3 separate regions of the Homo sapiens genome follow, and regions 1 and 3 are each linked to region 2. Evidence: read pairs that join two places in POLR2A ChIA-PET (ENCODE). Cell type or tissue: GM12878. All regions are shown on one strand.

Region 1 (2,500 bases), 280 kb after region 2:
TAAAAAAAAAAAAACTGTAGCTTTGGTTGTAGAACTCTAAGTGCACTAAAAACCATTGGATGGCACAGTTAAAATGAGTGAATTCTATGGTAAGTGAATTATATCTCAGAAAGATATTTTTAAAAGAGTAACTAGCCAGGCACAGTGGCTTGTGCCTATAATCCCAGTTACTTGGGAGGCTGTGGCAGCATTGAGGGCAGGAGTTTGAGACCATCCTAGGTGGGCAACAAGGACGGTCCTGTCTTTAAGAAAAGGATAGCCGAGCCTACAGCCCCCAAATATGCAATATTCGTTTCTAAATTGTAAGCATGTATTAGTGTGCTAATGTATTAAGCATCCACAAAATTAGAAAATAACAAGTGATGTTTAAAATGAAAAAAGAAAACTTAGGTGTGAAACCTGTAATGATTTAAATGCCTTTCACTGCTGGGAATCAGGACAGTAACCCCGCTACCCCCAGCAGTTCTCAGCTCACTCTATGTAGCAGGCTCTTCCTTTACATAATACCTGCCTAACAACCACACAGGTGGGTATTCTTATCATTTCCATTTTTTCCAAGAAAACTAAAGATTAAAGAAACAAAGCAAGCTGACGCGTTGGCTCATGCCTGTAATTCCACCACTTTGGGAGGCCGAGGCGGGTGGATTACTTGAGGTGAGGAGTTTGAGACCAGCCTGGGCAACATGGTAAAACCCCATCTCTACTAAAAATACAAAAATTAGCCAGGCATGGTGGTGCATGCCTGTAATCCCAGCTACTTGGGAGGCCGAGGCAGGAGAATCGCTTTAACCTGGGAGGTGGAGGTTGCAGTAAGCCATGATCATGCCACTGAGCTCCAGCCTGGGCGACAGTGCGAGACTCTGTCTCACAAAAAAAAAAAAAGAAAGAAAAGAAAAGAAAAAAGAAACAAAGCAGCTGAAGGTCAACAGAAAAACAGGCAGCAAGGCTAGGACCTGGCCTGGGAACTCCTGGCCTCCAAGCCCTGCTCTCACAATCTCAACCCTCTGAAATGAAGTGCTTCCTCTGAAATGCACCAAGAAGGCCAGTTCCTAGGAAACATGTCTCCTAGCTGTTTGCCATTTCATAGAAGATAAAAAATGTTCCCAGTAGGGTAGAATTTGAGTTAAAACCCAGGAACAAACTCTTGTAATTTGATTGCCTAGAAATTCAAAATTCATATTCCTGGGGTAAATTTAGAGGCAGAAGCCTCTCACAAGCCATAGGGAAACAAGCAAGATAGCGAAGAAATTCGGGAGCAGGACATAATTAGTAGCCAACATTAAGTACTGCCTAGAACAGTGTTTGGCATGTAACAGGTGCTCAATACATATTTGTTGAATAAATGAATGACTCCAAGCACTATCGTGCCCTGGAAAGGAGGTCTGACCCAAGGTGGAGATGGACTGCACTAGAAAAAAATTTCAAATTCCAAACACCAAAACCTTTGGAGAAGAGTTCCAGAGAGATGGGAACCACCCTCCTTCCGGATTGGGGTTGAGTCTCTGAAGGGACACAGGCAGCATATACCAATGTAGGGCACCATCTGGCATCAAGAAGAAAGGCAGGATGCTGGCTGCAAATGACTACTCATGCTGCAATGGCCCTGCTCCCAGGGAACCTCTGAAAGCAGTCTTCTGCTCAGATGAGTATGAGCCTGAGCAAGGCAGACTGCCCAGATATGAGGGTATGAATAAAGAAAGTGAGGCCATGCTCAGTGGCTCACGCCTGTAATCCCAGCACTTTGGGAGGCTGAGGTGGGTGAATCACCTGAGGCCAGGAGTTCAAGACCAGCCTGGCCAACATGGTGAAACCCCATCTCTACTAAAATTTCAAAAAATTAGCCGAGCATCATGGTGGGTGCCTGTAATCCTAGCTACTTGGGAGGCTGAGGCAGAAGAATCACTTTAACCCAGGAGATGGAGGTTGCAGTGAGCTGAGATCGTGCCACTGCATTCCAGCCTGAGTGACAGAGCAAGACTCTGTCTCAAAAAAAAAAAGAAAAAAGAAAAAAGAAAAAAAAAGAAAAGTGAATTCACACCTCTTACCAAGGAAGAAACAGGGAATTTCCCAGATATTCCTGCATTCAAGAGACAGCCCTGGCCAGAAAGGGAGACAAGAGCCTGGAAGCTCCCTGGAATCCAAAGGCAGAACCTAGGTGACAAGGCCACTGTCCTCCCCAAGCAGGATGCTGCTGCAGCTCACAGTGCCCTCAGAGATGGAGCAAGTAGGAATCCAGCTAGAACAGAAGATATAGTGGTTTACTTGGAGATTCACCTGGGACACAGGAGTACCCAACAGCCCCAAAAGGCACCAGCGGTTACTCTAATTCAGTAAGAGACAACACCTTGTCTCTTACAAAAGTTATCTGGGACCAAAACAGCTAATTCTCTGAAAAGTGGGAGGGTGGGGAGAAGTATCTCCCGTATTGTTCAGTGAAAAAAGCAAGGTGCAAAGCAATGCATTTAGTATGATCTTTCTTCAAAAAAGTATGCGTGTGTAT
Region 2 (2,500 bases):
GGCATAGAGCTGGAATCTACCTGGGCCAGCCACCGCAAGGACAGACCCTGCTCATAGCCAAAGATAGCTTCCCTGAGCTAGGGAGAGGGTGTAGGGTGAGCAATGCACAAAGATTCTATGCTGCTCTGTGTTGATTCCTTCTTTCTGTGAACACCTGTGCTTTCCACCTATGCCCCAAATGAAATCTCACTCTGGGTCTATTTCAGCTGGAGCAGATCAGCTTTATATTATGGGACTATGCACAGGGTTTCTTCTGGGTAGAGGGAGTAACACTGCCACAGATACTAAGCCTAAAAACCCAAAAGTTGACTTACTCCAGCCCAGGTGGGCCTGGGTGAACTCACCAGGGATGCTGCTCTCTGGGAGGACCTCAAAGATAACCTCCTCAAAGATAACTTCTCTGATGTGGGAATAATAAAAAGGATTTGTTAGTCTCTAGTCTTTGAAGCATCTGGGCCTCCAAAATTCCAACCCTACTACAGTCTCAAGCATAACTGATCCTCCTGAGAGCTAAGAGCTAAAGTCAGGGTACTGGCCCTAGTGTCTCCAAACTCAAGGATAGTCATATCTTACTTGGATGAAGCCAAGGTTGGCCTGGGGTGACCTGAGGGACTGGGGCCTATGTGTCCATCTTTCTAGAATCGCCCGGAACTGAGGACTGAGAGGGTAGGGTATTGTGGTCTATGGGAACTACAGACCATAGCGCATGGTCCATCACTGTCCAGAGCCCAAGGGACCCATCGGGACCATTGTTCTATTCCCTTGCGGCTGCGGTTTTCTCTGCCTTGGCCCAGCCTGCCTCGCGCCAGCTCTGGCATGGGACCACAATGCGCTGCCTTGCCCTGGAAAAGGGTCCAGCTGGCAGCCTCGCTGCTCCCCGCCTTGATATAATGCTGCGCTCTCAAGTGGCAGGTCGAGTCTCCCCAGAGGACGCCTGAGAGCGACCGCGCTCCGCCCAGGATTCTCTACGGCCTCGGGGCCGCTAAGCCCCGCCCATAGTTCCGCCCATCCGAGAATTTGTCCAATCCAGGCGAAGTATTCACGCTCCGCCCAAAGTTTTGTGTTGTCACTTCCGGCCCGCTCCAGGAAGTCGTGCTGCGGAGCCAAATTTGAAGCAAGCGGAGGCGCGGGGGCGCGTCTACGAAGCCGGACCTGTAGCAGTTTCTTTGGCTGCCTGGGCCCCTTGAGTCCAGCCATCATGCCTATCCGTGCTCTGTGCACTATCTGCTCCGACTTCTTCGATCACTCCCGCGACGTGGCCGCCATCCACTGCGGCCACACCTTCCACTTGCAGTGGTGAGTGACTGCAGTGTTGGGGCCCGGTGTTTGCCCGGGTACCGCTTCAGGGCCTTGAGGTGTTGGGCCTCCAGGCGGTCCAACCCCGGAATCCAGACAAGTGATGAGAACCTTCCTCCTAGACGAGGCCCCACGGGAGCTTCCCAACCTGGGCAGAAGTGGGTCAGGACAGGCTTTCTGGTAGAGGTGATAGCTGAGCTAAGCCTGAGGGGGACTAAGATGGCTCAGTGAAGATAGATGCTTCCTTGATCACCTATACAAACAGATGTGATTTCAAAACCGTTAGCCTGGGCAAGGGTGAGCTTTCACCACATCAACAAGTCCTTTTATTTCTTCCAGATAGAAACCTGCTAGGCTTCTGGCTACCCAAGAGAGTTTGCTGTGCCTTACTTGATGGTTTGGAATTATTCTACCCAGAGTCATCTCACTGTCCAGACACCCCAATGTATTCGCCATGTCAGCAAACCCGTTTAACATGGGGAAGGCAAGGAGATGCTCCCCTATCCAGGGGTCCTGCTGACCGTGTAGGGCCATTCTGTTGAGTGTACAGCTAGTGGGGAAAGATTCCCCTAGCAGATGTGGACAGGCCGGTTTGGACCTCCTAGCAAAAGAGATAAGGCAGCGTTACCCCTGGGAATGGTGGGTGATAATAATCACAGGGTCTTGTGGGGCTAAAGGCCCTAGGAAGCAGAAAGGCAGGCATGACACTGATGGCTGCTGGCTTACTTGCAAAGCTTTGTTTAGGCCTGTGTTGCTGACAGCCTGAGCCCCATGCTGAGGGAGCCACTGCTGTTTGGTTAGACTAGAAATTAAGCTCGCCTCTAAGCGTACTCTATTTTCTGTTTGCCTACTCTATTTTCTTCTATCCTTTTACTTTATTTATTTATTTTTATTTTATTTTATTTTTGAGATGGAGTCTCGCTCCTGTCGTGTAGGCTGGAGTGCAGTGGCGTGATCTCGGCTCACTGCAACCTCCACCTCCTGAGTTCAAGTGATTCTCCTTCCTCAGCCTCCCAAGTAGCTGACATTACAGGCGTGCGCCACCACGCCCAGCTAATTTTTGTGTTTTTCATAGACAGGGTTTCTCCATGTTGGCCAGGCTGGTCTCGAACTCCTGACTTCAGGTGATCCACCCACCTTGGCCTCTCAAAGTGCTAGGGCCTATCCTTTTACTTTAAACTTTTCTGTGTCCTTGTGTTTTACA
Region 3 (2,500 bases), 130 kb before region 2:
GGGCAAGACAGTGACCCCCATGTCTACAAAAAATACAAAAATTAGCCAGGTGTGATGGTGGGTACCTGTGGTCCCAGCTACTTGGGAGGCTGAGGTGGGAGGATCCCTTGAGCCCAGGAGATTGAGGTTGCAGAGACAAGAGACTGCGCCACTACACTCCAGCCTGAGCAACAGAGTAAGACCCTGTCTCAAAATACTTTTTTAAAAAGCAGTAGGCCCAACACAACCAAGAGAACAAGGAATCCCACAGCAAAATCAATACTCAACAAAATCAGTTGAGTCCCACAAATGATATAACACCATCATTTCCCTGTCTTGATTACCAAAGTATATTTTGAGATGGCTTGGAAATCAGGTTTCAGATTGTTCTAAACATCTCAAAGTGCTCCTGATCATTAAAAACATTATCTTTGATGACCGGGCGTGGTGGCTCATACCTGTAATCCCCACGCTTGGGAGGCCAAGGTGGGTGGATCACCTGAAGTCAGGAGTTCTAGACCAGCCTGGCCTACACGGCAAAACCCCATCTCTACAAAAAATACAAAAATTAGCTGGGCATAGTGGCAGGCGGCTGTAATCCCAGCTACTCAGGAGGCTGAGGCAGGGGAATTGTTTGAACCCAGGAGGCAGAGGTTGCAGTGAGCAGAGATCGCATTATTGCATTCTAGCCCAGGTGACAGAGTAAGACTCTGTCTCAAAAAAAAAAGAAAAAAGAAAGAAAGAAATTTACAAACTCAGCCAGGCACAGTATCTTATGTCCGTAATCCCAGGACTTTGGGAGGTCGAGGTGGGCGGATCACTTGAGGTCAGGAGATCAAGACCTGCCTGGCCAACATGGTGAAACCTGTCTCTACTAAAATTACAAAAAATTTAGCTGGGCGTAGTGGCGGGCACCTGTAATCCCAGCTACTCGGGAAGCTGAGGCAGGAGAATCACTTGAATCTGGGAGGTGGAGGTTGCAATGAGCCAAGATCATGTCACTGCACTCCAGCCTGGGCAACAGAGCAACACTGTTCCAAAAAGAAAACAAAAAAGGAAATTTACAAACTCTTAAATACACTGTAAGGTGGAAAATACTATTTTTAAAAAATATATGCATCAGAGGCCTGGCATGGTGGCTCATGCCTGTAATCCCAGCACTTTGGGAGGCTACTTGGGAGGCTGAGGCAGGAGAATTGCTTGAACCCGAGAAGCAGAGGTTGCAGTGAGCCAAGATCGTGCCACTGCACTCCAGCCTGGAGGACAGAGAGAGACTCTGTCCCAAAAAAAAATAATAAAATAAGGCTCACACCTGTAATCACAGCATTTTGGGAGGCTGAGGCAGGTAGCTCACTTGAGCTCAGGAGTTCAAGACCAGCCTGGGCAACATGGCAAAACCTCGTCTCTACAAAAAATACAAAATAATTAGGCATGGTGGTGCATGTCTATAGTCCCAGCTACTAGGGAGGGTGAGGTAGGAGGACAGCTTGAACCTGGGAGGTTGACACTGCAGTGAGCCGTGAGCATGCCAATGCACTCCATCCTGGGCAACAGAGCAAAACTCTGAAAGAAAAGAAAAGAGAAGAGAAGAAAAGAGAAGGGGAGGGGAGGGGAGGGGAAGGGAGGGAAGAAGAGAGAAGAGAAGAGAGGAGAAGAGAAGAGAGAGAAAGAGACAAAAAGAATGGCAGGTAACACTAAAGAATAAATCACAACTTCTTCACAGTTAGAGAGTATGGTTTAATGTTTTGGTTTTTTTTTGTTTTGTTTTTTTTTTTTTTTGAGACGGAGTCTTGCTCTGTTGCCCAGGCTGGAGTGCATTGGCGCTATCTCGGCTCACTGCAAGCTCTGCCTCCCGGGTTCATGCCATTCTCCTGTCTCAGCCTCCCAATTAGCTGGGACTACAGGAGCCCGCCACCATGCCCGGCTAATTTTTTGTATTTTTTAGTACAGATGGGGTTTCACCATGTTAGCCAGGATGGTCTCAATCTCCTGACCTCATGATCCGCTTGCCTCGGCCTCCCAAAGTGCTGGGATCACACGCGTGAGCCACCGCACCAGGCCAGTTTAATTTTTTAAAATGGGCTGGGCGCAATGGCTCACATCTGTAATCCCAGCACTTTGGGAGTCTGAGACGAATGGATCACTTGAGGTCAGGAGTTTAAGATCAGCCTGGCTAACATGGTGAAACCCCGTCTCTACTAAAAAAAAAAAATACAAAAATTACTTAGGCTTGGTGGCAGGCGCCTGTAATTCCCGCTATTCAGGAGGCTGATGCAGAAGAATCACTTGTACCTGGGAGGTGGAGGTTGCCAGTGAACCAAGACCGTGCCACTGCACTCCAGCCTGGGTGACAAAGTGAGACCCCATCTCAAAATAATAATAATAATTTTTAAAAATGAAAATATAACATTTTCTATACATAACACAATGTACTCAACTGAGACTAAGAACAATCAACTCATTCTTAAGGCCAGGCATGGTGGCTCACGCCTGTAAACCCAGCACTTTGGGAGGCCGAGGT

Evidence for each region. Peaks named below come from ENCODE experiments on the same cell type or tissue, not always from the same donor. Only the 100,000 strongest peaks of a DNase experiment are listed, where the experiment ranks them.
Region 1: POLR2A ChIA-PET joins it to region 2 with 6 read pairs; 3 of 35 experiments call an interaction of 5 or more read pairs at or near these places.
Region 3: POLR2A ChIA-PET joins it to region 2 with 5 read pairs; 2 of 35 experiments call an interaction of 5 or more read pairs at or near these places.

What each region holds. Positions count from the first base shown.
Region 1 is chr3:49,575,925-49,578,424 of GRCh38, reverse strand. The region is part of intron 1 of BSN (bassoon presynaptic cytomatrix protein); the gene reads right to left. Among named protein-coding and RNA genes, the nearest start is that of BSN, 23 kb to the right of the region's middle. In GM12878, no CTCF peak of the experiment used is centred here; no DNase peak of the experiment used is centred here; H3K27me3 peaks cover 259 bases.
Region 2 is chr3:49,855,152-49,857,651 of GRCh38, reverse strand. It overlaps TRAIP (TRAF interacting protein), which reads left to right and starts at 1,088. Exons shown (of 15, transcript NM_005879.3): 1 at 1,088-1,296. The coding sequence starts at 1,199. In GM12878, a CTCF peak has its summit at 912; a DNase peak (open chromatin) is centred at 1,031; H3K4me3 peaks cover 1,573 bases; H3K27ac peaks cover 732 bases.
Region 3 is chr3:49,985,853-49,988,352 of GRCh38, reverse strand. The region is part of intron 5 of RBM6 (RNA binding motif protein 6); the gene reads right to left. Among named protein-coding and RNA genes, the nearest start is that of RBM6, 47 kb to the right of the region's middle. In GM12878, no CTCF peak of the experiment used is centred here; no DNase peak of the experiment used is centred here.